Linked DNA regions of Homo sapiens: region 2 is linked to region 1. A link is a loop called in an ENCODE intact Hi-C map of the cell type or tissue named here. Cell type or tissue: endothelial cell of umbilical vein. All regions are shown on one strand. Each heading gives the region's core, and the rest is flanking DNA. Links, peaks and the distances in the headings are about the cores only.

The links. Hi-C counts contacts between places; a loop is a spot of excess contacts. Peaks named below come from ENCODE experiments on the same cell type or tissue, not always from the same donor. Only the 100,000 strongest peaks of a DNase experiment are listed, where the experiment ranks them.
Region 2: it touches region 1 in a loop (11-fold over the local background); 2 of 110 quality-filtered maps call a loop at or near these places.

What each region holds. Positions count from the first base shown.
Region 1 is chr13:30,356,080-30,371,920 of GRCh38, forward strand. LINC00426 (long intergenic non-protein coding RNA 426) reads right to left here. Exons shown (of 5, transcript NR_024464.2): 3 at 11,522-11,638; 4 at 7,082-7,147. Among named protein-coding and RNA genes, the nearest start is that of LINC00426, 9.9 kb to the right of the region's middle. In endothelial cell of umbilical vein, for the core only: no CTCF peak of the experiment used is centred there; DNase peaks (open chromatin) are centred at 8,282 and 9,052; H3K27ac peaks cover 2,533 bases.
Region 2 is chr13:30,856,309-30,872,149 of GRCh38, forward strand. No RefSeq gene overlaps it. Among named protein-coding and RNA genes, the nearest start is that of LINC00545, 18 kb to the right of the region's middle. RefSeq lists enhancers at 6,119-7,069, 7,070-8,018, 14,742-15,551, 15,552-15,841. In endothelial cell of umbilical vein, for the core only: a CTCF peak has its summit at 9,230 (motif pointing left); DNase peaks (open chromatin) are centred at 8,563 and 9,063; H3K27ac peaks cover 2,047 bases.

The DNA of each region.
Region 1 (15,841 bases), core at 4,599-12,598:
CCTTCCTGCCTCTCAGCTGCCACTCTGAGCATCTAGACCCTGCAGAACAGAGATTCCTCAAGGTATAAAGCCCAGGCCACAGATGCCCCCGGCCCTAAGGATACACTGAACTCCTTCTATGCAGCCATAGGGAGGGGACTTGTCTTTCCCCAACATGAGAAGCTTAACTGGTCTCTTACCCTTTGGTAGAGGCAGGCCCAGGTGTGGCCAATGGAGACAAAGGGGTCCCCCAGTGTTCCTGCCTAACCTAGGGTCTTATGGGGTGGAGGTGGGGCCTTGGAACTCACCAATGTGCATGATGATCTGGCAAAATCATCCAGTCAGTTTCCTCTATCTCGATAGAAAACATTTTCCAATCTCCATATTGTAAGACTTGGGATAATTTAGCAAAGGATCTCTTTTGGTTTTGCCTTTACATGAAATCAGTGGCAGGCTGCATAGTGGAAAGTGTCCATGAAGTAAGGACCCAGAACACCATTAAACATTTTATTTAATTATTTTTTAGAGACAGGGTCTCACTTTGTCACAACTGGCATGCAGTGGCATGGTGGTAGCTCAGTCAGCTGGGCATGGGGACACACACCTGTAGTCCCAGCTACTTGAGAGGCTGAGGTGGGAGGATGGCTTGAGCCCAGTAGTTCAAGGCTGCAGTAAGGGTACTGCACTCCAGCCTGGGTAACAAAGCGAGACTCTGTCTCTTAAATTAAAAATGGCCAAGAGCAGCGGCTCACGCCTGTAGTTCCAGGCCTCTGGGAGGCTGAGGCAGGCAGATTGCTTGAGCCCAGGAGCTAGAGACCAGCCTGGGCAACATGGCGAAACCCTGTCTCTACAAAAAGTACAAAAATTTAGCCAGACATGGTGGTGTATGCCTGTAGTCCCAGCTACTCAGGAGGCTGAGGTGGGAGGATGGCTTGAACCCAGGAGGTCGAGGCTGCTGTGAGCTGTGAGCTGTGATTGCACACTCCACTCCAGCCTAAGTGATGAATCGAGACCCTGTCTCAAAAAAAATAAATAAATAAAAACTTTTTGTAGTGATAAAGTCTCACTATGTTGACCAGGCTGGGCTCAAACTCCTGGCCTCAAGTGATCCTCTTGATTCAGCTTCCCAAACTGCTGGGATTATAGGCATGAGCCACTGTGCCAGGCCTAACTTTTTTATTTTTAGAAATGAGAGTCTCACTATGTTGCTCAGGCTGGTCTCAAACTCTTGGCCTCAAGTGATCCTCCTGCCTTGGCCTCCCAAAGTGCTAGGATTACAGGCACGAGCCACTGTGCCCAGCCCCAAATCCTTAAACTCCGGCCAAGGCTTTCTCCTGAAATGAGAAAAATAATTCCTGAATACCTAACTTAAAGCACTGTGATAAGTAACAAATGTAATGCAGTTTGTAAAAAATGCCTTGAGAATTATAAAGTAGCCATGTAAATGTAGGAGATTCTGGTTTTTCTCTTTTATTCTAGCAAACTAGTCCCTTTAGGGGGACCCTTATGCACTGCGCAGCTTAGCAAAGCTGGTGTCTGCATGCTTAGCCTCCCTTCCATCCCAGCCCAGCCCAGCCCAGCCCACACTCCCTATTCACCCCTTCCAGATGCTCCCACTACTGCTTGGGACAGGGCCTCCCAGGGCAGCGCTGCCTCTGCAGATGTTCCTCTCCCTGATATCACTCACCATCTCTCATGGTACATGGGCCTCAGTGCACTGAGTACACCCTCATTTTGCTGCAGCCCAGCCCATGGTTTTGGGTCTGGAGGGGACAGGAGACCAGATGGCCAGGGACGGAAGCATTGATGTAAAGAACTGTGTTTGTTTAACCTGTAGAAGACGGGATATAAAGGGCCCATGGTAGAAGTTTGCAAATGCATGCTGTTACAGAAGAAAGATTAGAGGTGTTCTGCACAGCTTTATGAGGTAGAACCAGGTGGACCCTGTGCTAGGATTTAAGACGGCAGGTTTTTAAAGAAGTTTTTAAAATGATACATGCACAGAGTTAAAAAAAAAAAAATTGCAATATATACACGCAGCCAGGCATGGTGGCTCATGCCTGTAATCTCAGCACTTTGGGAGGCTGAACTGGGCAGATCACTTGAGCCCAGGAGTTTGAGACTAGCCTGGGCCACATGGCAAAACCTCATCTCTACAAAAACTACAAAAATTAGCAGCATGTGGTGGCACATACTTGTGATCGCGGCTACTCGGGAGGCTGAGGTGTGAGGATCACTTGAGCACGGGGAGGTCGAGGCTGCAGTGAGCTGTGATGGCACCACTGCACTCCAGCCTAGGTGACAGAGCAAGACTCTGTCTAAAAAAAGAAAAAAATATATATATATATACACACACACACATACATGCATATAAACACACATACGTATATACATACATGTATAAACCTAAAATTCTTCCTTCCACCCCTGAAACCAGTTACCACAGATGCCCTCAGCAGAGGCAAACAGTTACCAATATCTTTCCATATACAACCTAAGCGTATGTTCATGTATCTCCTTTTTTTCTATCACATAAATGGAATTATTCTCTACATATTATTTAGCTAGTCTCTCTTTCTCACAAATCGACATGAATTTTAGATTTTTCCCTGTCAGTGCATGAGAATGGTTTAATTTTTTTAACAGCCTCTTGGTTTCTCATAGTACAGATATTCCATAATTTATTTCATCAGTCCCCGGTCAAACGTTTAAATTATTTCCAGCCCTTTGCTGCAATGAATATCTTTGTACACATGTCTTTGAGCCCATGGGGACTATATCTGTAGGATAAATTGTCAGAGGTAGAATGCTGGTCAAAGGGTTTGTGCATTTTAAATTTTGATAGATATGGCCAAATTGTGAGTAGATTTTAGCCTACAGTAAGAAAGAATTTTAGCAACCAAAACCACTCAAGTGGTATGTGGACGACTTTAGGAGGTTGTGAGTTTCAGAAAGGAATCAAGACCAGGCTACAAATCAACTTGTCAGAAATGCCACTGGGTATATTCAAGCACTGTAAACACACTGATCACAAAAGGCCCTTCCAACTCTGATACCCTAGCTTCCTTTTTATTTATTTTTATGTTTTAAGTGACAAAAAAATATATATTTATCATGTACAACATGATGTTTTGAAATATGTATACTCTAGTTTCCTAATCATAGGTATCACTGTAGAGACTCAATATGTATTTATTGAATATTGTTCAGAGGTAAAGGAAGACGTCATGTCATTCCCATTGGAAGGTGTGTAGAAGGAAGTGGGTCAATGCAACACATCCCAAAAGAAGTCCTCTGGTGAAGCAGTGCTGTCATGTAAGGCACTCCGCATGGCAGGCTTGCACCACGTAGGGCCTGGGCAGGTGGTTAGGGGTACAGAGGAGTTCTTTCCTGTTCTCCCCATCATCACTCACATTGCCCATGTCTGGAACTCCACATTCAGAAATGTGCTCTTTGGCAGATGTGGCCAAATAGGGAGTGCAGTTTCTGGCCCTGAATTACCATGATTAGGTCAGCATCTTCAGCAGCAGGGCCATGGCGCCCAAGTGTGTTGTGATCCATTGTGAGGAATGCGCTTATTGCTAAAGGTAACTGAGCATCCGAGGTTTCCCAGAAATGGGAAGTTCCCTACCTTACAACCCAGTTCATTTCATTCCTTGGAAAGATCTTACATATAATGGGATAAAATCTGTTCCTCTTTAATCTGTTCCTGTTTCTTGATTTTAGGTCTTCCTTTCACAACCAGTGAATGCAAAATTGTCCTCCATCTACATTCTAAGCCTCACAGAGCCTGAAGGCTGCAATTAGATGCCAACTTGGTCTTCTCTCCTTTGGGTTTGATCACTTCAGTTCTCTCAACCTTGCTTATATGTCATGTTTTTCAGATATTTGCATCTTAATTGCTGCTTTTGAACCTATCCCTTCTCACTCCAAGCAGTCAAAAGTCTCTGAAAGTGTGTTGCCCAGAACTCGGCCAGGAAGGAGTAGGGTGGAATCATCTCCCTGTTTTTCTGTGCACCTTTCTAAAATCAGCATCCCGGAGATCCCTTGCTTTGGCCTGTCAAGCAAACCCTCCCACTTTTTTGGGTAAAAGCACTGTGATTTCTCATTAGAGAGCTGTTCTTCCTTATTCTGAGAAGTCTTGGTTCTCCCTGCCCCTCCTACTCAGAGGACAGTAGCACACAGAACCCAGTTTAAGCCTTAAGATTCTGGCTTCCAGAGTCTTGAGCATTTGGAAGAAAAATGTAACAGAAAACAGTGGAACAGAGAAGTTCTGATAACCCCATTTCAGGGGTGGGGTTGTGGGGGGTGTTCTCTTTTTCCTGCAGCTTGGTTCTTCAGCATCCAACAACTATTCCATACCTTTCCAGAAAGATCCCTTTTCTGATTTAGAGTCCGTTTCAGTTTGCTTGCAACTGAAGAACCCTGACCCAGATTACCCTGTCCTGTCCCAGTCCCCATTAGGAGGTCACTGTGGACCAGACACTTCTAAATCTATTTCACACGTGTTGCCATTGAACCACACGTCCCAGTCCTGCACTTGGAAAGCTGATCTGGGACAAGAACACAGCCTTTGTTTTGGGCTATCCCAGTCATGTCCCAAATTTATGACTGGGGATCATGGATCCCTCTTCTTAGTTCACATCCATTGGTTTCCTGTCACCTATTGGGCAACTTGCCATCGAGCTCTCCCATCAAGTCACTGCCAAAAGTGTTGAGCTAATTACAGCTCATGGGTATCGGCTACTTCTGTCAGTGTGCCACCCTCCAAGGCAGGGAAGTCAGCGTTCACAGAGCTTATCTAACTGGCCAATAAGGGATGGAGCCAAGTCAAACCCAAGTCTGTCAGCCCCAAAGCCAGGGCATTGGAAGGAGAAATCCTCTAAGGAGTCCCTGCCCACAAGAGACCTAGGGGGGAGGTTGCATCTTACATGGTTCCTGAAGACCTGGGAACAAAGGGGGTTGAGGAACCATATGAAGCCAGTGCCTGGATGCAAAAGGCCCAATCTCAGACTCCATGTGCTAATTAACAGAGCAGTAGAGCTCAAGTGTTGAGGTGGGAGACAGGATGGCAGAGGAGAAGAGGCACAAGATTTCCAGCAAGACAAAGACCTGGGTTTGGAAGGATCCTCCAACCTAGGCTTCATTCAGCATCCTGGGTATTGACATTGATATACTGATGCACCGTCAGCATCTCTCAGATTCAGAGGTCGCGGGAAAGATGCCCTGCCTTCTCACGGTGCCCCTCACCCCACCTGATCTCTCCTCAGTCCCCTGCTTTGCTCCAATAAGGATGTATTTTAGGGTAGGGAATTAACAACTTAAGAAATCCCATGTGTGGGCTGGGTGCGGTGGCTCACGCCTGTAATCCCCACACTTTGGGAGGCTGAGGCGGGCGGATAATGAGGTCAAGAGATTGAGATCATCCTGGCCAACACGGTGAACCCCGTCTCTACTAAAAATACAAAAATTAGCTGGGTATGGTGGCGCACACCTGTAGTCCCAGTTACTTGAGTGGCTGAGGCAGGTAAATCGCTTGAACCTGGGAGGTGGAGGTTGCAGTGAGCTGAGATCGCACCACGTCACTGCAACCCGGCAACAGAGTGAGACTCCGTCTCAAAAAAAAAAAAAAAGAAAGAAAGAAAGAAAAGAAAAAGAAAGAAATTTGATGTGTCCAGAGAAAATGCAAACATTGTGGGATAATGGAAATTATAATAAAATAAATTTAAATGTTGCTTTTGTTGAAAATTTTTTTCTCACCCTGATTTGGTAGTTTAAGATTCTAATTTTACAACCTTGGTCACTGGGAGAACCTTGACTGATTCCTATCATTTTAAACAGACTTTTATAGTCACAGCATCTAGAGAGAGTACATTTCCTCCTCTTTTTCAACATATCACATTTCTTGGCAGAAATAGCTAGCAGAAAGCACCAAAATGTTTATAATGAGGATAAAATCAAAATTTCGCACATCAGATTTCTCTTTTAGATTATTTCTTCCTGTTAAATCTTTCCCTATTTTAACTTTATTTTAGTGGCTAACAATTTAACATTTATTTTGACACTGTTCAATCATCTTATAGGATTTTAGTGTCAAAGGACATTGGCTCTGGGGTTAAAAGTTTCTAAACTGAAAGGACTTTGCCAGCATAATCACGAAGAAGCTTGGCTGGGTTTAGGCGGTTGTCCTCTCCCACTTGAATTCCGAGGGTGAACTACAGAATGGCCTTCCTGCTTTCTCAGCCTCCACTTAACTTGACTTCTCTCTATGATTTTCCTTTTTAAAACTGTACACTGTGCTCTTGATTCTGATGTAAAGGTAGTTTGTAGGCCAGACTCAGTGTCTCATGTCTGCAATCCCAGTTGTTTGGGAGGCTGAGGTGAGCCTCAAGACCAGCTTGAGCAATATAGTGAGACCCTCGTCTCTACAAAATAAATTTTAAAAATTAGCCAGGCATGGTGGTGCATGCCTGTAGTCCCAGCCGCTTGAGAGACTGAGGTTGGAGGATTGCTTGAGCCCAGGAAGTTGAGGTTGCAGTGAGCTTGGGCAACACCAGGGCAACAGAGCAAGACCCTGTCTCAAAAAAAAAAAAAAAAAAAAAGTAGCTTGTGGTGGCCATTAGGAGTAAAGATCAAGTTCAAGTTCAAATCAAAAGTATGATAAGACTCACAGCAGGAGCCACAGGAAGAGCCTTTATTTAACCCCCAGCCCAGGCCAGGATGCCCAAGTGACCTTTGCCACGTTCAGCTGAGTCACCAGGGTCCCCAAATCTTTTGCATTTTGCCCTAAAACTGCTTTCCCATCTGTGCTCTCAGTGACTAACTCCATCATGAATGTGACCCAATTTGTTCGGCAAGATGTGATTTTTTTTCTTTTTTTTTTTTAAACTCATGCTGCTTTTACTGGTCACGATTCTCTCTCAGGCATTTAGCGACTCCATTTCGGCACCCGCCCGGCCCTGCTGCTGAGCTGGATTGATAGTTTTCTCCCCAGCTGTTCCCTTCCAGCCCGCCCTCCTCTCCCTGGCAAATCCATATTCCATTTGCTTTTCTGCAGCATTTTGATATCTCCAGAGTCTCCTTAAAATAGATAAACACTAACCTCTGAGACAAGTGGTGAGGCAGAGCCCAGACTCGCATCAGCTTAACAATCTGCTCCAGGAGGCGGCTGGATGGAAAGAATAACGATAGGAGTGATCCGCTTATCGAGGCTTTTTGTCATTTACAAAGCGCTTTTGCTTGCATGATCGTATTGAGTATAAGCATGGGTATAAGCACTACTTCCATTTAATAGAAAAAGAAACTGAGTCTCAAAGAGGTGAGGAACTTCTCTAGATGGTAAATAAGAGGCAGGGCCAGGACTGGAATCTGTCCTTTTAAAAACTGCTGTATAATTTACATTCAATAAGACACAGACCTTCAGTATTCAGTCTGATCAATTTTGACAAAGGGATGCACTTTGTGTAACTACCACCCCAAAAGGGGAAAGATGTTTCCATCACTCAGAACGTCTCCTTGTGCCCTTTCTCAGTAAACCCCCGGCCCCTTCTGACTTTGACACAAAAGATTCATTTTGCCTTCAACATAAGTCTGACTCCAAACTTCTGTATTTGAAATTCCATCCTTTTTCTCCTACACCATGCTGTGTCTTTGGAATTAACAAAATGGGCACCATGGGTCCCACCTGGCTGGAATCTATAGATATACGACTTTAGGAGGCCAGGCCATGGTCTTTTAGCTGAAAAACTAGGTCAGCTGGTGGAGTGGACCTCGAAGCTTTCAGTTTTTGGAATGTTTGGAGAGCAATTCCAAAAATACACACAGGCCCAAGCCCTATCTCTAGAGTGCACCTTGAAGCTGAACTCACCACTCTCCAGCCTCAATAGCACCTCTATGTGCAGACGGTCACTTAAGGGAAATTGGTATAAGGCTGAAAGAGGAGTCAGAATTCAGCTTTGAGGCAAAGAACACAAGACTCCAGTCCCACACGTCTAGAGCCTTCCCACCTACCTTAAACTGCCACCGCAGGGATCTGGGGTAGTTGCAGGCAACACCCTCCATTCTCACATCAGAAAATTCTCTTTTGTGGACTTTTCATGCCCATCAGGCAGCGTAATCTGACAATGGAGAACTTTGCAACTGAAGGCCTCCATTTCAGTGGAAAAGAAGAAAGAAGCAAAATCATGAAAGCCCACTCCATTACTTCCAAGGCTACGCAGTAAAGGGAACTAACTGCTGAGTCACCGTGGGCCTCATTCCTATCAGGCTTCCATTAAGGAAGGGAGACATAACACAATCAGCCTTATCTGTTTATCTGGCCAGTTTTATGCCAAACTCCTTGTTCAGTCCAGCAGGTTAACTGATTCCTCTTGGATTTTGTTTATATGCAGTGACATGCCAGTAAATTACCAGCTGATTCTCAGGGAAGGGGAAAAAAAGCCCCCATGTGTAGTATTTGGATATTTCTGTGGTTTCACTGAAGGCGGATTTGAGAGTGTGCCTCTGCAACCTGGCTCTAGCACACTTCCAACTTACAATAATACCTTTAATTTATTCAGCACACCCCTACCTGAGAGGCGACACAGTGATCTATGGGGTGGAGATTTGAGTGCCCTATCCCCTCTGCATGCTCTCCCAAAGCCATTTTCTCCCCCCAAAAAATGGGGCGCTGCACACTCAAGAGTTTGCAAGGGCCTCCTCTCCCATATTGGAATCTCCAAATAAACCTTCAAAGTTATTTGGAAGTGTAGAATAAACATAAGAGAGCCCGAGATAAATTCCCACAAACCCCCAATCCAGAGGGGCTGAGTCGCCAGCCTCCACCGTTCTTTACTGGCCTCCATCAATGGCCAGCCTGTAAAAGTTTTTAGAATATCCCTAAACCTTCAGTTTTCTTTCTTGTTTGGTTTTGTTTTTCTCTTTAGAAGACTAATTGCAGAAAAGCCCAAGAATGCACTCATTTCCTGCTCCCGGATGAGCATCAGCAGCCATGCAGAGAGGAAAGGAATGGCAGGAAGAGGCTCCAGCTGAAAACACCATTGAAGCCAGGAGTGAGCGCTAGGGTCCGTAAATATCGAGAGGCTGCCACGCTGCCAATCATACTCCTCCTCTTTAAGGCCACAAGCGTAGGAGGAAAGATGAATGCCAATGTGCAGGCTCAGAAAATGATTTGTGTGGTGGAAAGATTGTTTTTCCTTTTTTAAAAAATTTAATTTTTAAATTTATGATTGACATGATTGCACATACTTATGGGGTACAATGTGATGTTTCAGTACAAGTGTACATTGTGTAATGATCGAATCAAGGTAATTAACACATCCAGCACCTTAAACATTTATTATTTCTTTGGGATGAGAACATTCAAAACCCTCTCTTCTAGCGATTTTGCAATCTGTAATACATTATCATTACCTCCAGCCATCCTTTTCCATTTTCATCAACGTGACTGTGTTGGGTCAGGCTGGCAGCAGGGCTCCTTGCTCTGCCGGCATTTACAGCACCACACTGTTCTCTTTGGCCACCTTAATTAGCACTCTCTCATCATGTGCCTTTGCTCCTTCTTCCCTCCAGAATGTGACCTGATTCTGCATGACCTCTCCCAATCTCGTCTTCATTTCCTGTCCCAACACATCCTTGCTCTTGACATTCTGCTCTGGGTTTTCTTTTCTGCTCCACACATTTCTTTGGCAGGAGCTTTGGCTTTACATTTATAAGCCTTCTGATGACTGTAGATATTCAAATAATTATCCAAGCTTCCTGTCTCTCTTGTTCAGTACGGTCTCTTTTGTGTGATGCATTCATTAAAACCCTCTGACAGACACTTTGCCCACTGTTATGGAGGGGTTCAAAGATATCCAAGAAGAGGTCCCTGCCCTCAGAGATTTTGTAGTCTAGCAGAGGAATAATAATAATATCTATGCTGTACTGAGAGCTTTCTACATGTCAAGCAGATTCCTCCCATTACCTTAGGCCTCCGAATAATCCTTGAAATAGACCCTAAGGTTATTCCCATCCCATATAGGCGATAACTGAGGCTCAGAGAGGTTAAGTAATTTGCCAAGGTCACATGGCTGGTAAATGGTGGAGATAAATACGGAGCTGGGATTCTAATGCAAGTGGTTCCAAAACCTAAGCCCTTACCACTGTGTGACAGTTAAGTATCCAAATAACAACAATACAAGGCAGAGAGTGCTGATAGCAAAAACAAAGCAGAAGTTAAGAACTGGGTGGTTTTAGAGGGTGGAGATAGGAGATGATGGTTCATAAGAACCTTTTTTGGGGGAAGTAGTGAGCTCCCAGTCCCTGAAGGTACTTAGGCAGAAACTGGAGCTATCTGTGAGGCTCTGAACTAGTGTCAGCATCTGAAAGATGCCTCTAGGAGTCCTTCTGGCCCTTGGAATGCTGATTTTAGCACATGGCCTATGTGCAGAGCCTAGAAGATTTTTTTTCTTTTTTTCTTTCTCTGAGACAGAGTCTCGTTCAGTTGGCCAGGCTGGAGTGCAGTGGTATGATCTCGGCTCACTGCAACCTCCTCTTACCAGGTTCAAGCAGTTCTTGTGCCTCAGCCTCCTGAGTAGCTGGGATTACAGGCATAGGCCATCACTCCCAGCTAATTTTGGTATTTTTAGTTAGAGATGAGGTTTCACCATGTTGGCCAGGCTGGTCTCAAACTCCTGACCTCAAGTGACCCACCCACTTCGGCCTCCCAAAGTGCTGGGATTACAGGTGTGAGGCACTGCACCTGGCCAAGAATGCTTCTTGATGGTGCAGATTGAAGGAAGAAGCCAGGGACCAAATCCTCAGAGCTAGAACACTCAGGGGGCACAGTTAGTTTTGACTGGAGTCCTCAACTGCTTTGAAGCTTGCCCATCACTTGGGCCAGGAATATATATATATATATATATATATATCTCACAGTCACTGTTTGACACTTAAAGAAGCAAGAAATGGGACCCTTTAAGCCAGTAGTTCTCAAACTATGATCCGGAATTTATTCCATAAGCTGGACTTGGGAGTTCCACAGTAAAATTAAATCATTGCACTTATCGCTAACACTCAGGGGTGATGCAGTTATACTAGTGTACTAAAGGCACCTCAACTTCAACAGATTCCATTGAAAATGTTCCCTCAAATGTTTCTTAAAATTTCAGCACCTGCTCTTACTTATCTGACAGTGGACACTGTCACAATAAAACAAATAAATGAGTGTAGCTAACGACTATTAGCAGAGAAACAGAAGTAACCAGTTAGATTTGGCATGACAGCTTGATTTTTGTATTTTCATAGATGGTGGGTGGTAGTTTTGGATTGCATACATTTATTACAGTCATACTTTCTGCCCGTAAAATTGTTCTTAGATCATTTAATAGAAAAAGTACATCAAGGCCGGGCGCGGTGGTGGCTCATCCCTGTAATCCCAGCACTTTGGGAGGCCAAGGAGGGCGGATCGCCTGAGGTCAGGAGTTTGAAACCGGCCTGGCCAGTATGGTGAAACCCCATCTCCACTAAAAATACAAAATTAGCCAGGCATGATGGTGCTCACCTGTAATCCCAGCTACTTGGGACGCTGAAGCAGAAGAATTGCTTGAACCCGGGAGGCGGAGGTTATAATGAGCCGAAATAGCGCCATTGCACTCTAGGCTGGGCGACGAGTGAAACGCTGTCTCAAAAAAAGAGAAAAAATTACGTCAATGTTTCATTGTGTTCTACAAAAAGTCCCATGGCTTCAGGTGTTGCCCCTCACCTCCCTCACACGCCGTGTGGCTGAGTGATGATTATGTGGTTGTTGACCTGCTGTTGACCTGCAGTGTGAATGAACTTGTGGAGATTCTAAATGGTGGGACTGTGCTGTTACTAGGCTGGAGCGAGACACTTTAAGTCCTGATGGAAAATGGTTCAACCTAGGGGTGCAAAATACAAAGGAGGGTCCCAAGCCTTCTCTCCCATTAGCACTGCTTCCCTCACCGCAAATGGTGCATTCTCCGTCGGGTAAGGATGTATCAGAATCATCCCAGGGAGACTCTGGTCCACAAAATGGACCCCCCACTGCCAGCTCCCGAAGGACAACTCCCACGCCTATCACACACCTGTGAGAATCTCAGGCCCGTGGGAGGAGGAGCGCATGTACAATTGCAAAAAGCCAGACAGGTGAGTTCTACCCCTTCATCTGCTTAAAAACCGCTACCTGGGGCCGGGCGCAGTAGCTCACGCCTGTAATCCCAGCACTTTGGGAGGCCGAGACGGGCGGATCACCTGAGGTCAGGAGTTTGAGACCAGCCTGACTAACATGGCAAAGCCCCATCTCTACTAAAAACACAAAAATTAGCCGGGTGTGGTGGCGGGCACCTGTAATCCCAGCTGCTTGGGAGGCTGAGGCAGGAGAATCGCTGGAACCTGAGAGGTGGAGGTTGCAGTGAGTGGAGATCGCACCCCTGCGCTCCAGCCTGGGCAGCAGAGTGAGATTCCATCTCAAAAAAAAAAAAAAAAAAAAAAAAAGAACCGCTACCTGGACCCTCAATGAACAGGACCTTTAATGATGTTTCACTAACGTTTGAATGCTCCCCTTTTAAAGAACCCCTGTAGCCAGCAGGGGGCTGTGACTTTTTTCTCTTCCTCAGTCCCACCCTTCTCTCCAGCCCTGCACCTGGAACTGAGACCAAATGCACCAATCCCTGAAAGAGGCCCTCTGTGCCCCATTCGCCTGCAAAGCCAGTGTAGGCCCCAGCATCTTTGCCCACCAGAGCCAGAGCCACACCAGTTGCCTTGAGCTGATGCACCATAGCCTCAGGCTGCCGGCACTGCCGAGTCCTCTCTTTGGAGCACTGGTCTGCCCCCTACTCACTCTCTCCCCAGCCGAGCCCATCTCTTCTCTGAGGCTTCAGCAATGCACTCGATGCAGATGCTGTTAGCCAAGACTTCTGGAACTGCCTCCTGGACCTTCCCCCTAAATACTCATCAGGCACCTCAAACTCAGCATGTTCCCTGCTAACCCCATCATTTCCTGCTCCAACCCAGCTACCACTCCCTGTGATTGTGAACTAGTGGGTGTTACCACAACCTACTTGGCCATTTGAGCTGGAAACCTGGAAGCCATCCTTGAATTCTCATTCTCTGTCTCCTGGCCCCTCATTCAATGACCAATCAAACTTCAAGTCCTACTTATTTTTTTTACCTGGCTTTCCCATGATCTCAGTCTTAGCTTAAGCCCTCATCATCTCATCTGGATTTACTGTAACAGATATCCCTGGCTTGGCTTTTTCCCTCATGAATTTCATCCTCCATGCTGCTGCCAGGGGGATCTGTTTACAAAGCAACTCGGAGCCAGGTGTGGTGTCTCACCCCTGTAATCCCAGTGCTTTGGGAGGCTGAGGCAGGAGGATGGTTTGAGCCCAGGAGTTCAAGGCTGCAGTGAGCCATAATTACACTACTGTACTCCAGCCTGGTGACAGAGTGAGACACTTCCCTAAAAAATAAAATAATGATAATAAATAAGCAACTCAGACATCTAATGACACCAACATTTCTGACCAGCCAATAAAGCACAAACTCCTTTATATATTACACCTAGGTCAGGTGCGGTGGCTCACGCCTGTAATCCCAGCACTTTGGGTGGCCAAGGCAGGTGGATCACCTGAGATCAGGAGTTCAAGACGAGCCTGGCCAACATGACAAAACCCCGTATCTACTAAAAATACAAAAAATTAGCCAGGCATTGTGTCGGGCGCCTGTAATCCCAGCTACTGATGATGCTGAGGCCGGAGAATTGCTTGAGCCCAGGTAGGGGAGGTTACAGTGAGCGAGATGGCACCAGTATACTCCAGCCTGGGTGACAGAGTGAGACTCCGTCTCAAAAAAAAAAAAAAAGTAAAAAAAAATTAATAAAATATATATTACACCTGGCCCTACCTCCCCACCTTTATCTTCTACCTCGCCTAGACTGACATTTTAAGCCCTATCAAGATGCAGCTGTTCATCCCTTGCCTTCCTCTCCTAAACCTGATCATGCTTCCACCTCCCATTGCCTCAAAGGCTGACCTTCAGCTGTTATCCCCCACCATCTCTGACCCTGCCTCTTCCCTCCCAAAGCTCCCATGACCCCAGTGCTTACTTCTGGATGACCCTATTGATTTCTATTATATGTTTATGTGTTGTATCTTGAGGAAAGGGATGTGCTTTCTACTGTCTTTGAATCACCATCCCCTAGAATAGTGCCCAGCCAGTCTTAGAGCAGAATGACAAACAGGGTGAAAATCTAAAGCCAGTTTCAGCACAAGACTGTCAGTATTTTTAGCCTTTTGAGAGGAAATACCGGAAGTCATCACCACCCCCAAACATCCTATGGGCATTTCTTTACTATTAAAACATCCCCATGTTCCTTAACACACAGGTGTGGGGATGGGATGGCTCACATCACCTTCTTGCATTCATCCCTGATTCTTCTTCTCAGTGTCTCCAGTTAGGTATAGACCTGAGTGAGAGACAAGGGTTGAGACCCAACTCTCCATCCCAAGCTATCTTTCCCAAGACCCGAAATCACCTGAGGCTCCCATCTACCTCCCTAAACACACACACACAGACCAAGTGTCTCCTCCCTGCCACACCCTGCTCTCATGCCTGGTTCCCCCCATGGCCTGAAGTGCCTGCCACCAACTTGGCCCAAGTCAGCAGCAATCTGGTGGCATCTCATCATCCCCAGGATGACTATTGGCTTGACACCCTACCAGACTTCTGGTTGCCCCAGTCTCCTGTGGCCACAGCTAAGAAGCTGAGCCTTTGATAAGTAGACAGCACTATTAGGCCCTTAAAGGTCACCCATGCCTTGCACCATAGCCAACAGAGGTGAGAAACATGGCTTCTGTTCCAGGTGATCCGCTGTATACCCTGTTCTGATAGTTACTGAGTACTTACCAAGTGTATGCCACCTACTGACTGTCTTACAAAAGGTGCAACTTGGCATCATAAGAACATGGGCTCCACAGTCAGGCATAGGTTCAAATCCCAGGTCTGCCACTTAGTAGTTGCGTGACCTTGAGCAAGTTACCAACCTTTCTGTGCCTCAGCTTTCCATCTGTAAAATGGGACTGACCACAATAGTACCTCCCTCATAGGATTGCTCTGAGGAATAAATGAGTTAACAGAAAAACAGTGCCTGGGATGTAGTTGGGGCCACACAAGTATTAGCTGTCATTATTCATGTGCATTAGTTCATCGACTTCTCACATCACCCCATTTTACAGATGAGAATACTGAGGCTAAAGAGACAAAGAAGCCCAGACCTAAGCATCTCCAGCATCCATGTCCTCAACCAGTGAGGCCATGCATGGCCCAAATCCCCTCAGCCATGCAGCTAGGCCTCCATTCCCAACGCTTAAACTGGGCAAATCTTCCACATCCTTATATTGATATCACCTATCATTTTAGTAGGAAATGAGCTCTGAGTTGATTCAAAGGTAGGAAATCCTCCTACTTAAAAACAGTTCGTTTCATAAAAACGAAAACCCTTGTTAATTAACACTCCATTAACAGGAAAATGATATGGTGGCAGACTGAGGGCTCAGGGTTCCAAGTTTTGACTCAGTGTTGTCAACAAGCACCTCTTTTTGCCCAGGGAATATCAGAGAATTGTTCATACAGAGACAGCGACCGCAGATGGGGCACTAGTGCCTTCAGCTGCAAAAGGTCGTCTGGCAGGAAGCATGTTGGTCTCCTGGCAGTTTCTTGGGCCATGTGACATAACCGCCAGGTTATACTTCTGCAATTACAGTCCCCAGGGACCTGCCGCATGAAACAGACATTGGTTGTGATCCTGTAAAAAGCCGCAAGCAGTGGCTCTTTCAGTACAAGGAAACCCTTGGGACAGAAA
Region 2 (15,841 bases), core at 4,945-12,944, 500 kb after region 1:
TAACAGGAGCAAACCTTTAGGAAATGAGCATTCCTTTAGATTCAGTAGACATCCGCAGGACAGGCAGAAACTGGCATTTAGGATAAATTGAGCTGGGCTAGAAAGGGCTGGGGAGAGCCAGATGTTTATCACGTGAATGTCAGGCTGTCACCCTGAAACAGCTGGGGAATTCTCACTGAGCTGAGTGATCTGGTGTAACATGTAAAATCATGATAGAAATAAAAAGAATCCTGGCTTGGGATTGGATGATCTAGACAAGTCCTGAAACCTTCCAGGCCTTCATTTCATTATCAGGGTAATCGGTCATCAGTGACATCCCTGGATTTTTGAGATAGGATTGCCTCGAACCTCTGCTTCTACAGCTTCAAGGTCTAAAGTCCTTGCTGCATTTGTGCAAAGCCCTGGAAGCTTCACTCTCGGCTCCCTCCTTCTCTCCCTTCTTGTGGGTGCTGCCTCCCTTTCACTGGGCACCAAACTAGACCCAAAACTCAGCACCTTTGCTTGTTTCCTCTCATGGAATCCATCCACTCTTGTAAAAATCTGCAAACCACAAGGTGAGTATCCCAGCTAGGCAAAGGGCTTCATCGTGTCTGGGTGGTGAGTATATGGGGCCCACAGCTGGCCTCCAGGCACTGCTGCGGTGTCTTTGAGTCCCACAGCCTCACACTGATGCCACCCCCACCTCCGCCAATCTCCAGCACCACACCTGAGACCCTTGAACTCCTGATGTGCCTGAAACCAGAGAAGTTCCTCACCACCCTCTTGTCTTACACCCTGCATGGGGCACCAGGATCCCTTCTTTGTGTGCTCACATCTCTGAGAGGGTTTGGCTAAACAATCAGTCCACTGAGATGCTGGCCTGGGGACAAACCTGCTGTCCACTGCCAGGCCATGTGGAGGAGCTCGCCTGCCTCTGACCACAGAGCCATGCAGGACCCATCTGGCTTCCTCTTCTCCTGCAGGGTTTTTTCTCTCGAGGTTCCTCAGTGGCTTGGTGAATGCAGCTATGGTTATGGTCCTGTTCTCCAGACAAGTGGATGAATCGGGAGTGGATGTAGCTAAAGGTTGAGCAGCGATCTCCACTGTGAAGGAACAAGTGAGTTCTGTATGCTTGAACATCAGGAAGCCTGATTCATGTGCGTTCCAGAACACACCAGCCAGTGATCTTAGGCAAGTCACTCACTTTGCTGAGCCTCAGTTTCCACTTAAAATGGCCATAAGGGCATGTTTTCTATTTATTTCACAGTTTGTATGAAGCGCAAATGAGCACACATGTGTGAAAGAACATAATTTATTTTGCACACAGTCTTCATATAGGGTGTTACAAAAACACAAAACATACAAAAGGAGCCTATCTCTAAATTTTCAGATTGGAGATTCTCCCCCGATGTCTGCCTGGAACAAAGGTATGTTGGGGATGAGCTCTAATTTTGCCCCTTTTATTGAGGGAGAGTCAGAATAAAATTCCAAACTTGCCCACATAGGCAGGAAGCTGAAAGCATTCCTTAACGCTGTCAGTGCTCGGTCAGATTCTCATCAAAAAAGCGTTTAAGCAGCATGACTGAGTTTTAGGTGGTTTTCTAAGGTTGAGATGACATGCACCTGATGTTGAGTTTCTGCAGCTTTTTGTCATGATGGCAATGTCCTTCCTTGCTGAGCCGAGGCTGTGTGTCTGGGGAGCAGTGTCGTGCAGGTAGCCTCACAGTTTACCACTTCAACCAACCCATGTAATGTAGTCAGACAAGCAACAGGAGGGTTGCCTGAGCTTCCCCCTGAGTTGGGGTATCACCCTGGCGTCCATGGGCCCGTTGTTGTTCCTGACTTCCCCATGCATGCTGATTCCTTCTCAGATTTCTCAGCTAGGTCTGTCTCCTGAGCCCTTGCATTTCCCTCGGCACTGTCTGTGAGCACAGTGGTTCTACTTAGTCTATGTTTCTTTATCTTTGGTGTGTTCTGTTCCCTCAATTCTTAGGACAGGAAATCAAGATTTGGTTTAGCAGTGTTAAGTATGAGATGTTCTTTAGGCATCCAAGCTAAGTAGGCAGTTAAATATAGTATTACTGATTTACTGCTGTGTAACAAATTATTCCTAAACTCAGTGGCTTAAAACAACAAATAATATCTTACAGTTTCTGTAGGGGAAGCCATCTGAGTGTGGCTTAGCTGGGTCTTACCTTTAGGTCCATTCCCCAGACTGAGCCAGCACTGATGGCTCAGCTTATCTGCTTAGGAGTTAGCTGCAACCTGTTTGGTTCAGGGTATCTCACAGACTGAACTTGAGGAGCTGTGATCTTATCTGAAGGTTCTTCTGGGGCGGATCTGTTTCTGAGCTCATGCATGTGGCTATTGGCAGGATTGGGTTCCTCCTAGGCTGTTGGACTGAGGGCCTCAGGCCCTCGCTAGCTGTTGGCTGGAGGCTGTCCCCAGTTCCTTGGCATGCGAGACTCTCCCCAGAGTGGCTCACAGCGCAGTAGCCGACCTTCATGAGAGTGAGCAAGTGGGAGAGCAAGAGAGGGCCAGCAAGACAGAGGCCTAATCTCGGAAGCAATCCAGCCCACCCTCAGGAAGCAGTGTGAACACCAGGCAGTGAGGAAGATGGGAGTCATCTCAGGGGCCGCCTAGCACAGCACACAAGCCTGACGTTCTGGGGAGGTGGCTGGGCTCTGAACAGACATTGGCAAGCTGTCAGGTCACCTAGAGGTGCAATAACAGGAGTGAATGTCCAAAGAAAAGAGGTCCTTGGCCTGAGCCCTGGATCCTCCAGCCTTTAGGAATAGGAATCCTGGAAGGAACAAACAATGGAGTGAGAGAAGGAGGGTCAGGGAGGTCTGACAGCTAGTACTGGCTGAGGCTAATTAGAAATGACCACTAAGAAATGGAAATTGAAGTGAAGGGATTGGGAAAACAGACCACAATTCTTCAAGAGGTTGCCTACTAAAAAGAGGAGCCCTTTCCCAATCTTCAGAACTCAGCAGACCTCTCCTCTTCCCTCCTCCACCCTGGCACAGTAAACAATGGACCTATCAGGTGGCCATCCTGTCCTCCTGCGTCTCCTCTTAACTTAAGGCTGGCAGGGGAGTCCTAAACTTCTGGGAAATGGGGAAGAACCTTGAGGGAGGTCAGGCAGTACAAACCAGGAAGCATCTGCAGGAGAGAGAAAGGTTAGCGGCTCCAGCAAATCATTTCCCCAGGATTTTGATCAGTGTGTTTAGGCCCCAGCAGGCAGAACCGGCTGGCTGAGTCAGCACCAGCACACTGTGGAGCAAACAGCCTGACTTTTCTCTGAGTTCCCCCAGAGCTAAACTGCCGGCCAGGCAGTCAAATGAGAAAAGGTGCAATTGAGCAAATAGAAACAAAGAAGAGAAATAACGACAGCCAGGCTAGTGAATTAGCAGCAGCAGTGTGTGGTCTGTTTCCTGTCTTCCAAGACATTCCCTGGGCTTTAGTATACTAGGCGTTCACTCATTCGTTCATTTATTCAGTAAATTCATTCACTGAGCATCTGAGTGCCTCAAGTCCATCGTAGGTGCTGAAAGAGCATGGTAAGCAGAAGTCAACAATGGCCTTGTCCTCAAGGAACTTACAGTCTAGAAAGGGAGACAGCTGTGAATCCATGGTCACATGGATACATAAAAATTAGATTAGTGGGCAGGGTGCGGTGGCTCATGTGTGTAATCTCAGCACTTTGGGAGGACGAGGTGGGCAAATCACCTGAGGTCGGGAGTTCGAGACCAGCCTGACCAACATAGAGAAACCCTATCTCTACTAAAAATACAAAATTAGCTGGGCATGCTGGCACATGACTGTAATCCCAGCTACTCGGGAGGCTGAGGCAGGAGAATCACTTGAACCCAGGAGGCAGAGGTTGTGGTGAGCCGAGATCGCGCCATTGCACTCCAGCCTGGGCAACAAGAGCGAAACTCCATATGAAAAAAAAAATAGACTAGTGGTAACTGACAAAGACTCTTTCCTTGACCAAGCTGGTCAGGTTCCTCTCAGCACTCTTCCCAACTAGGCCCAAGCTTTGAGCTTGGCTCCTGTTCTGTACTTATGGTGCCTACATGACCCAGTCTTTGCAAAAATCAGTTTAGCAAGAATAAGTCAGTTTAGTAAGAATGCCCCATCCTTGATATCTGATCACTCTCCCTAGTTGATGAAATTCCTCATTCCTCACCCTCAGTTTTGTTCACCCTGCCCTGCCTTCAGCAAGAATCCTAAGTCAGTTTAGCAAGGATCCTCCTACCTGTGATGTCTTCTCTTAGTAATTTTCTATCCATCGACCCCTCACTCTGCCCCTTGGCTATAAATCTCCACTTGTTCTTATCGTATTGGGAGCTGAGCTCCATCTCTCTCTCTCCCGTTGCAAGAATCTTGACACCTATTGCAATTGTCCTGAATAAAGTCTTTCTTACCGTTTTTACAATGTCAGAATAATTTTTAAAGTAACCGCCGAGAAGGCGAAATACCTGACACCGTGGAAGCAAGTGAACAGGGGGATGTGAACTTGTCAGGGAGGCCAAGGAAGGCTGGCTTAAGGAAACAACACTTGAGTTGAAATCTAACATCTTAAGGCAGGATGTAAGTTAGAAATTATCCCAAACTTAGAAATAAAGCAAAAGGATGACTACAGTACTTTCAGTGTCATATTGAAACATTGTCTAAGAGGCTTGTGCAAGGATCACCCACTTCTCTAGGGGAGTACACCTGGTTTGACCTACTATTAACTATTGATTAGGGACCAAACTGTGTGAAGTTAGAGGTTAACTTGTAGGAGATTGTTAAGTTGCAAATGATTTTTTTTTTTTTTTTTTTTTTGTCTGGTGGAGATGCAAACATTTCTGTCCAGTGGAAAAGATAACCTAAAAGGTCGTAGTTATATTGCCCTGCAGGGTAATAACTTGCTTTGTAGCTAACTTAGCAAACCTGTTTCAATATTCCTTTCCTGAGAAAGCATGTAAGTGTCTGTTCCACAAATAGTCTTTGGGCAGTTTTACCTCCCTGTTGGTTCCCTCATTCGTGAGTGAAATCCGTCTTTATCAGGTGCTCAGTATATATTTGTATGAGTCATGCTTCTAATTATGTAAAACTCATACTTGGACAGAGGTGGGCAGAAGACATTAAATAAGTATGGTTAGCACCTATTTACACTGGACCCAACACCTGGACTTATTTTTTTTTTTAATTTTCAATTTTTGTGGGTACAAAGTAGGTGTATCTATAGAGTACCTGAGATATTTTGATACAGACATGCAATGCATTATAATCACATCAGGGTAAATGGGGTATTCATTACCTCAAGCATTTATCCTTTCTGTTACAAACAATCCAATTATACTCTTCTAGTTACTTTTAAATGTATTAAATTATTATTGACTATAGTCACCTTGTTGTGCTATAAATACTTGGTTTTATTCATCCTTTTTTTTTTTTTTTTTTTTTGAGATGGAGTCTCACTCTGTCACCCAGGTTGGAGTGCAGTGGCATGATCTTGGCTCACTACAATCTCCACCCTCCTAGGCTCAAGCAATCCTCCCACCTCAAGCTCACAAGTAGCTGGGACCACAGGCACATGCCACCATGCCCGGCTAATTTTTTTTTTGTATTTTTGGTAGAGACGGGGTTTTGCCATGTTACCCAGGCTGGTCTTGAACTCCTGAGCTCAAGTCATACACCTGCCTCGGCCTCCCAATGTGCTGGGATTACAGGCATGAGCCACCGCATCCCACCTTATTCATTCTTTCTAACTACTTTTTGTACCCATTAACCATCCTCACCTGCCACCCCCCAACCCCTCCCCCTTCCCAACCTCTTGTAACCATCCTTTTACTCCCTATCTCCATGAGTTCAAGACCTAGACTTTGGGCTCTGAGAAAACTTGGAAAAACCTAAATGCGGTCATTGTGTTCATGGATCTACTGGACTCATGAGTAAAAAAAGTAAGAGTTAATAAATTGTCTACTCAGCAAAGTGTCTCATTGCTACAGACACACTGTTTCCCACTCAGCAACAGTTGGGGGCTATTGGTGTCCATCTCCCGATACAAGTTTATATATCTAAAAAGAATCTCCGTCATCTCTGCTCCTTTTGCATACTTTGCTATTGTCAGTGTCAGTGAGGCATTTTCCTCTCTACCCACCAGGCTTGCAGTCTCAATGTGCCTTCCTCTTCCTCTCCTTCCTCGGCCAGTTGCTCACTAAGTTCTGTCAATGCTTTCTTCAGCCATTCTTTGGGAACCTCCCCTTTCTCTCTGTCCCGTGGTCCCCCCACCCAGGTGCTGGGATCTGTAGCATCCTCTTCCCTCTCCAGTGGGTCCCACATGTTATTGTCAGATTAATCTTCCTCATAAAAATGATGCTTCCCCATGTCACTGCCCTGTTTAAATCCTTGGGCACTTCTGCAGTTGTTACCCAGACTCATTTCCAGGCTTCCAAAAGCTTTCTACGGGAAAAGCCAAGTGAGGTGCTGGTCATAGTTCCTCCTTCTCGGAATCCTCAGAATGTCTCTCCCCGTGCAGGCCTCCCCCAACGGGAGGCTCTGAGTATAGCTTGCCAAGCCGAGAGACCCACTAATAAATTGAGTAGACAACGAGTGGGTGCTTGATTCACGGGCAGCCGGCACGCGCGGCCGGACATAAAGAGCTGCCCAACAGGAGCAGCCAGGCCTGGCTGGAAGCCACGGAGACAAGCTGATCCTCTCCTGGGAGTCTAACTCCAGACAGGAGCCGCAGAGGAGAGTCAGCGTGGGGTTGAGGGCTGGTCACCCAATCCGGAGCACTGGTGGCAGCCACAGACGAGGGCACCGCCAGAGTGACATCGTGTTCTGAATGCTCTCTTGGTGCAGTAATTGCGTCTTTTATTTTCTATATTCTGATGCTTTGACATCTGGGCCTTGCTGGCCGTGGAGGGACTGTCCCTCCCAGGGTTACCAATTATTCCAAAGATAGAAAACAACTTGCAACCCCCTACAATGTGCTTTTCAAATGCAAACCAACCCCTCCACAGCCCCACCCCAGCCACCTCTTCACCTGCCCCAATCACTCCTTCCGCAGGGCCAAGTCTCTAACTAAGGACAGCCCATATACCCCAGAGCCCACTAAAACCAGCCTACCCTGAGCCTGCCTGCTCTGCCTTGCCCACACCTTCCAGCATGCGCCACAATAAGGGCCCCCGCCCACAGGTCCAGCCTCTCTGGCGACCTCCCGACTCGCTCTGGAGCTCCCCTGTGTGCCCCCTCCCCACGTGGCACAGCATGTCCTCTCCTCTTGGAAACCGTGAGTAACAAGCTATCTTTTTACTGGCAGTTGTCTCCTATCTGTTTGCCTTACCATACCTCAAATTTTTAATTAATTTACGAAGTTTTAAAATACTCAGCTCCCACATTACATTCCCGTCTCCCTGGAGTTTGGCAATGTGGCTGCCCCTGCGTTTTTAGACGCAGGGCTGTGTGCTCTTCCTGCCTCATTCCTGCATCTCAGAGTCAATCCCCTTCACTTCAGGTACATCAGGTGTCTCTGTTCCTTGCAGTCTAAAAAAAGCCAACTTCAGGAATTCCCCATCTTACCCTTATCTACTGCCACCTATTCTACTACGCTTCTCAGACTCTCCGCTTCAACCATGTAAGCCATCTTTTCATTCTTGTGTGTTCCCGTTCTCCATTATCTTGCTAATATAAGCTCTTCGAGGAATGCCCTCCCTCCTTTCCTTTGCCAGGTAAATCTACTCTTCCTTCAAGACCTGACTTGTGTTTCATCTCTCCCGTGGTGGCTTCCATGACTCTGCTTCCCTGGGTGGCTTCTCTGTGCCTGTCTCTCAACACCTGCATCACCTACTCCCGGGACACTACAGGCAGCCTACGCCACCTTACATTATTCAGTATTCACTTCTCAATATTCAGGAAATGTCTTTCCCTAAGGCTTTATGTTCTCTTGGTTCAGGGACCAAAGTTTTGATTTTGTGGGATGACAGGATGCATTTGATACCAAATACATCCCTCCACATCTTCCTTCTCATTGAATTGCTGTATAAAATTCCCACTTCCCAGAACAGTTGTTGCCTATGGACCCAGGGCCTGGCCTAGAGGGGAAGCCAGGTCTCTGCTCACCTCTAGTCTAGGCTTTTCCCGTTTGGGAGGTGAGGTTGGCCTGCCCCCAGCTTTCCTGAATGGAGAGCGTGCATTCATTTCCTAATATGCCACGATCCTTGGGAAGATTTCTTTTGCTTTAGTTTGCTGTCAGGCCTGGAAGGGAAGGTGAAGTGGGGAGTCAGTGAGGAGGGGGCTGGGCCACCTGGTGGGATGTTGGGAACTATTTTCTGTGCAGAGGCCAAGGCTGGGGCTGGGGGTGGGACACATGGAAATCAAACATGTACTTCACAGTTTGGTCCTGGGCTGACCTGTTTATAATAAAAACATTTGGTTTGACTTCCACAGACTCCAAGCCATGACGTCAATGTTGATGCATTTCAGGCCACATTCCTTTTAGTCTCCGGAGAAGTTCTTTACAAAAAGCATGAAAGGTGGAATCAAATAGTTCCTGGGATCATCTCCAGTCTGAGACATCACATTTGCACTTTAAGCAAATGATTCAGATACTAAAATTCAAGCCCTAAATATGCCTTTTCAACTACAAACTAATTATTTGTGTCTAAATCAATGGACGGTGTCTCTTTAAATGTTCCCTTCATTCCTCATGCATGCTATAATCAGCAGATGGCCCTACCTTCCCCCACCACCCCCTTTTAAACAGACCCTTCTAATAGCTAATATCCTGCAGTGACCAAAGCCATTAGAAGGATTAAGCCATTACTATCCTGTCCAGCAAACACACAATGCTCACGGGGATTGCCTTTTTTTTTTATTTTTTGGTTGTTGTTTTTATGGATGAATCAGGGCCCAATGGTAGGCTGAAAATCAAAACAGGGAGGGCAAAGGGTTATAGTCATTCTTTTCAAGGACACCTCCCAAACAGCCTCAGGATTTGAGATTCCTTTGTTAGAATGACGGCAGATGTCAGCCTTGTGGCTAGTGCAAGCTCCGAAAGGACACAGTACGCAGACCTCTGTCCCTCGTTTCCTTAATATCTAATACTCATCCTTTCCAGAGCACCACTGTGGCTGTCTCGTTGCTCTGCCTGTCCACACAGGCCTGTTTGTGCTGTAACAGACAAGCAACCAGCAGCCCAGCCCAAAGCCACGTTGCAGGGCCCAGGACTGCTCTGAGACACTGCCACCCAGTGGCGCTTCTGAAGCATAACAGCACACAGAAAGGGAGCAGGGAACCCAGTTTTATAAGCATGGAGGGGGTAGGGGGTGCAAAAGCTGGCCTAGAATCGTGAGGCCGAGCTGCAGAAAAGCATGCTCCATGGCACGGAGGCAGGTAGCTAGTTTGGAGATGGCTAAATAGGGCAAGTGACAAAAAACACGAAGAAAGGCAGCTGGAATATAAAGAGAGGAATAAAGAAATGTAATGACATGGAAAGCGTGAGCAGTCTTTTCTAAATGGAAGAAATACGCACTTTCTCTAAGTGAGAGCTGGAGCGAGATGACCGAAAGATGAGTCAATGGAGCCCTTTTTTGGAGTTGGCCTCAGTTTGGATTACTCAGTATCTCACATGTCTGGGTTCTTAAGGATCCTTGAGCTTTGCTGACTTTGGGGAAGTCACTGTATTTCAGTTTTGTGACCCGAAGGGGCTGAGCTGAACCTCTAAACAGCTTCCCTGAGCCCTAACAGTGAGTATGTAATTAAATACCTGAGACGTTGAGTGAACAAGAAATGCAGAAATACAGAAAATGCAGGCTGTGAGCAATCCTTAAATCTTGTGTTTGACTTCAAAGTGCTGTAAGGGAGAACCTGAAAAATACATCCACTTACACCTTTGGTGGTTCAGGACTTGCCAGGAGAGTGCATGGAAGGGACCCCCATCCCACAGCGCATGGGTGACTCTACCCGCCATCTAACCTCCCTGAATCTCAGCAGCCAAGGCCAGTGCACTGAGATCTGCACCTCCAGCACTTTCAGTGTAGGGCGAGACAGGTTTAGAAGGAATTGGGCTTCTCTAAGATTGAAGCTAAACCAGAAGCTAATGGGTTAGTAATTTAATAGGTCTCCCTTTTCGGCAATATTTTCATTTTAAAAAGAAAACTTCTGTTAGAGGGCAAGTAATTCCAAAGAAATTAGATTCTGCTGGTTGAAACGTTAAGAATCCAGGCAGGCGGTGAGGGAAATTCGTTTCCCGGCTTCTCCAATCTAATCTGATAGTGCCCGTCTTGCCTCAGTCGTTAATACTTCTTGGGAAAAAGCATATGTGATCACTCTTTTAAAAACTGTTAGAATCACTTTCCTATCCAAGGTCTGAAAGAAGATTTGGGCTTAGGCTCCATTTGAAGAAATCCAGGTTGTATTTCCCCCAGCATTTAGGGTTTGATGGTTTCTGCTTATCTAAAGTGCTCACATTGCAAATATGAGCAGCAGGGCTGGGGATTTAAATTCTGTCTTGATGGGAATTTGAACTGAAATGCTCTGCCCACTGCCACTTTATAAGCTGGGAATCATCAAGCTAGCTACAAATACCTCGAGGGGTCCTTGCAGTTGCTCAACATAAATCAGCAAAATGACAGGCAATTGACTTTGAAGACAGCGCTCACATGGCTGAGTGGCTGGAGCTGCTGGAAGCAGATGAGGGCATTTTCCTGTAAACATGATTGTGATTAGCACCAGAGTAAATAGCGAATCGGGCTCTATCTGTCAGACTCCAGCCTGCTCTGGATTTTTCATTAGGTAGAAATCAACATGTGACTCAGTGCAGCAAAGTTGGCAATTATAAGAAATAAGTTTCTATTTCAACACCTGGTGAATACTTCTGATTTTCCTAGAAGGTAAGCAAGAAGGAAAGTTGATTTTGCCATGTTTTCATGTAGGGATAAAATAGGAGTGTGGGAATCAGTCCTTTCACTGCAAGAGCAATTCAGCTTCTAGTCCGTGCTCTGATGCTATCTAACAAAATGTCTGGCATAGCTCAGATTTTGGCTAAGTGGAAAGGTGCACGTTTGAAAGGTTGACCCTACCAGTGTCATCTGAGGTCACTAATTCATATGCCTAAAGAGCCCAGGAAGGTAACATCAGTAGGTAAGCTGGCTGGAGGGGCTGAGGCCAAGTGGAGTGTGCCGGCCCTGTCCAAGGAGGCAGGCTGACCCTGCTCCAGCATGGACTGTGGCCAACTGGGGCAGAAAGGCTTGGGTTGTCATATCAACTGGTTTTTCAAAAGAAGCCAGAATTTGGGATTTTCATGTAAAACACTGGGAGTTCCAAATCAAACATGTCTACAAACCCAAAAGCATCTAGCCTGTTTGCAACCTAGTATTGGGCTACCTTCATGTTGGATTCCTCCAAACTCATTCTAGCTACATCAGGTCTCTAAGCCATTTCAAAGGATTTCCAGAGAGAGCTTGCATAGACTCCCTTAGCAAGGAAATGAAAAATCTATCAGCTCTCCAGATCTAGAAGGTTTTTTTTAAAAATTCTAATTTAGATCTTTCATGCTGCAACATAAACCACTTCTTTTTATTCTCAATCAATGGAAATGAATCAATGGAAATGATAATCATAACTCACACGGGAATTTTAAACTCAGTTGGCACTGAACAGAAGGAAACCTCTTAAATGATCCGGAGCTCTGTTCTCTCAAAGGTAGCTTGTGCTATAGAGGAGTGAGAGCAGTCGTAACTCTGGTGGGCCTGGTTCAGGTCACCACCTGCTTTGAACCTCAGTTTTCTCCTTATAAAATGGGTTTTCTCCACCTCGTGGGCCCTGTACTGTGAAGAGTGGGTACTGGCTGACTGCAGGAAGATGTTTGTCTCCTCTGGGGTCAGCTCATCTGGCTGGGAATCTCAACACCACCACTTACTCCGTGTGTGACTTTGGGCAAATTTCTTACCCTTTCTAAACCTGGGTGTCCTCATTTCATTTTTTTTTTTCTAAGACAGGGTCTTGCTCTGTCACCCAGGCTGGAGTGCAGTGGTGTGATCACAGCTCACTGCAGTCTTGAACTGTTGGGCTCAAGTGATCCTCCCACCTCAGCCTCTCAAGTAGCTGGGACCACAGGCACATGCCACCACACCTGGCTCATTTTTGAATGTTTTAGGACATGTAGCCCAGGCTGGTCTTGAACTCCTGGGCTCAAGTGATCCTCTTCCCTTGGCCTCCCAAAGTGCTGGGATTACAGGTGTGAGTCACTATGCCCAGCCTGAGTGTCTTTGTGTGTATTTGGTGGGGGTGGGGGGAAAAGTGTCACTCTGTTGCCCAGGCTGGAGTGCAGTGGCGCAATCTCCGCTTACTGCAGCCTCTGCCTCCTGGGTTCAGGGGACTGTCCTGCCTCAGCCTCCAGAGTAGCTGGAATTATAGGTATGCACCATCACGCCTGGCTAATTTTTGTATTTTTGGTAGAGATGGGGTTTCACCATGTTGGTCAGGCTGGGTCTCAAACTCCTGACCTCAAATGATCTGCCCGCCTCAGCCTCCCAAATTGCTGGGCTTACAGGTGTAAGCCACTGTGCCCAGACTGGGTGTCTTCATTTTTAAGGCAGAGGTAAAATAGTGCTTTCTCCATAGCATTGTGGAGAGGAGTAAATGGAAAGCTCTGAGTCAAAAGCTTGGCTCAGACCCCAGCCCTCAGAGGGGCTGGAAGGACTGGGCACAGTGGTGATGATGAGGAGGGAGGAGTCTAGGATGATCCCAGGTTTCTGGGTGACTGGGTGGATGAGGGAGCATTAATAAAGACAGATGATACCAGAGAAAGAACTGGGCTGGGAGACAGGTAATTTCTTCAGTTCAGTTCCTACTGAGTTGAAGTCGCCTCAGAACTTTTCAGGAGGAAAGGCCCAGTTGGAAGTTAAGAAATGGCTTTGAATACTTGGCTGGAAACAGTCTCAGCTGTAAGCAGCTGTGGCAAATGTGCATGTGTTAGGATGCCTGGAGAGAGTGTAGCTTGAGAGGACAAGAAGTGCTAAGAGGACCAAAACTCCAAACTGGGTGTTAAATGCTGAGGCAAGCCAGGAAAGACTGAGATTGTGCATCCTGAGAGGTCGAGGGAAGACCTGCAGAAAGGAGCTTCCTGGAAACCAACAGAGAAATAGAAGATAATGTTTCCATCTTCGACGGCTTTACAATCTGATGAAGGGGCAAAAACAGAAACACATGCAACAACCAAAGGACTTTCTCAAGACAAAATACCAGTGAGGACCAATTAAAGCAGCCCCAAATAGTGTGGATATGCCGGAGGACTTCAGCGAGGAGGAGACACGGGAGGCAGGCAAGGTGCACCACGGGCTGTGGAGAAGACGTACTTGAGCTGGGTTTGCAGGAAGGAATGCATCTGGGCTGGCCAGAGGCAGGGAAAGGGCATCCAGGTCACGGCTGGGCTGGAGACCAAGGTTCTGCAGGGTGGAGTCCACTCCTCCACTGTAGGGTGGAGCAAGCCCTGTTCAGAAATATAGATGGTTTCAGGCAGAAATGTAGAGGCATTTTGCTCTGATGGAGCAAATATTTTCTTCTAAATAGGGACTTTCTTCTCTCGTGTCAATTTTCTTTTTAAAATTTTCCTTTATTATTGGGCTCCATTCCTCAGCTCCTTCTGTCACTCTAGAAGCTCGTTTCCTCCTGCCTCTTCCCTTTGGGTGATATGCACACTCGAATGTCCCCAGTCAGAGGCAGACACTTTCCAGGCTGATTTTAATTCTTTAGGAGCCTGAAAGGTTGGAAAGAGCATGGAATCTGAGCCTAGGGCCCTGGTTGGAGCTGCTGCCAGTTACAAGCTGTGAAACTATAAGCAAATCATGGCATTCCACTGCGGTTGCCTCTGGAATGGAGAGGATGCTACTCTGCTCCTTCAGTCTGTGACGCATGCTATGTGAGGTCATCTAAGGGAAGCCATTAGGGAAACAGTGACAGCACAGGGGTGAGGAGCTCACATAACTCCTTGGCCTACACGGGATTGAGCTTCAGGGGCCACTGTGGGGTCGACGTCAGGGGTTCTGTGGGGTGGTCAGGGGCTCTGTCGGGTGGAGTCAGGAAGTCTGTGGGTGGAATCAGGGGCTCTTAGGGCTGGAGTCAGTGCTGTGGGGTGGAGTCAGGGCTGTGGGTAGAGTCAGGGATCTGTTGGGTGGAGTCAGGAACTCTGTGGGGTGGAGTCAGGGCTCTGTGGGGTGGAGTCAGGGCTCTGTGGGGTGTACTCAGGGCTCTCTGGGGTGAAGTCACGGCTCTGTTGGGTGGAGTCAGGGCTCTGGGTGGAGTCAGAGCTTTGTGGGTGGAGTCGGGGCTCTGTTGGGTGGAGTCAGGGGTTCTGTTTGGTGGAGTCAGGGCTCTGTGAGGTGGAGTCAGGGCTCTGTTGGGTGGAGTCAGGCATTCTGTGGGTGGAGACAGGGCTCTGTGGGTGGAGTCAGGGATTCTGTTGGGTGGAGTCAGGGCTCTGTTAAGTGGAGTCAGGGCTCTGTGGGATGTAGTCAGGGATCTCTGGGGTGAAGTCACGGCTCTGTGGAGTGGAGTCAGAGCTTTGTGGGTGGAGTCAGGAGTTCTGTTGGTTGGAGTCAGGGCTCTGTGAGGTGGACTCAGGGGCACGGAGCTTCTTATCGGAGGCTGTCTGGAGGGAGTCTGTGGTTCTGGCACGGCGATGGTTGTGGGGTAGTGAAGCTGCACTGGGGGCTGGTGCCTGCTTGCTGACTGATGAGCATTCTGGGGACTGACGTGGGGAGCAAAAGCCTACCTCTCTCTCTACCTGTTTAAGGCCCACGACATGGCTACAGAGTGGAGAAGGTGCGAAGGCCAACCTCCCTTCTGAGAGGACAGCGGGGGCCTGGGCATGTCGGCCCGGTGCTCCTTGAATCTCAGGAGAAAAGGCCTAGGACGCAGAGGGATGGTGGATGCTGGGTCCTGGCAGGTGGATAGAGGGAACCGAGACGGGTAGAAATTCCTGGAAAATGAAGAGAGCGCTATTTCAGAGGGGGAACATCTCTGAATCAGAGGAGGCAGCTGCTGACTTTTGCTGAAAGGGAAAGGAACCTTCAGGACAGCGGTGGTGGCATCAGCTGGGCCGCCTAGGGCTCCGCAGCCCTAAGCCTGCACCGGCCCTGTCCTTCCCTTGGGGCGACGGGACCTCCCCGCAGGGCCCTGCGCATGGGGACTGGGGCATGGGACAGGGCTCCGCAGAGAAGACCTGCCTGAGCCGGGCAGCTGGGCCCACCAAGGCCGCCAGACAGCCCAAACCCTTCCCAGGCTGCAGGGAGGCCCCAGCTGGTGTGGCCTCAAACCGGCATCTGTTTCTTCACTCCTGGGGCTCCCTTTGAACTTGAACCTTGCAAAGCCCAAGTAACAATAAAAAAGCCAAGGAACAGGTGCTGCTGCAGAGGACGGAGGACAGGCCGGCTGGGAGCCTCAGGGGGTGTCGCCTTTGTTTCAGCGCCTTCAGTCTCCCCGCTTCCGCATGAAACTGCTCGGGACCCACGTCAGCGCCAAGTTCCAACAAGGAAAATATAGCAGCGCACAATATGTTGTTTTGGCAGAAAGCTATGAATTTTAGTATGGAATGTCTGTCACAGGGCCCATCCAATTAACTCACTTGTCGAGAAATCAGAATAAATAGTTGAGAGGAGGCGACTGCAGCTTTGCTCAGACCTTTATTTCTCATTTGTTTTCATGGTTAAGCAGGTCTGCAGTCACCAGGATGTATATTTAGGGCAGGGAAGGAGAGAATACGCATCTTCACGGTGGTTCTCCCTTTGGAGGGAAAGAAGGGTATTTTCTATGCATTTTGGAGGAGGGAATTCTGGTGAGCTTCTGTTTTAGAAAAGTGTTA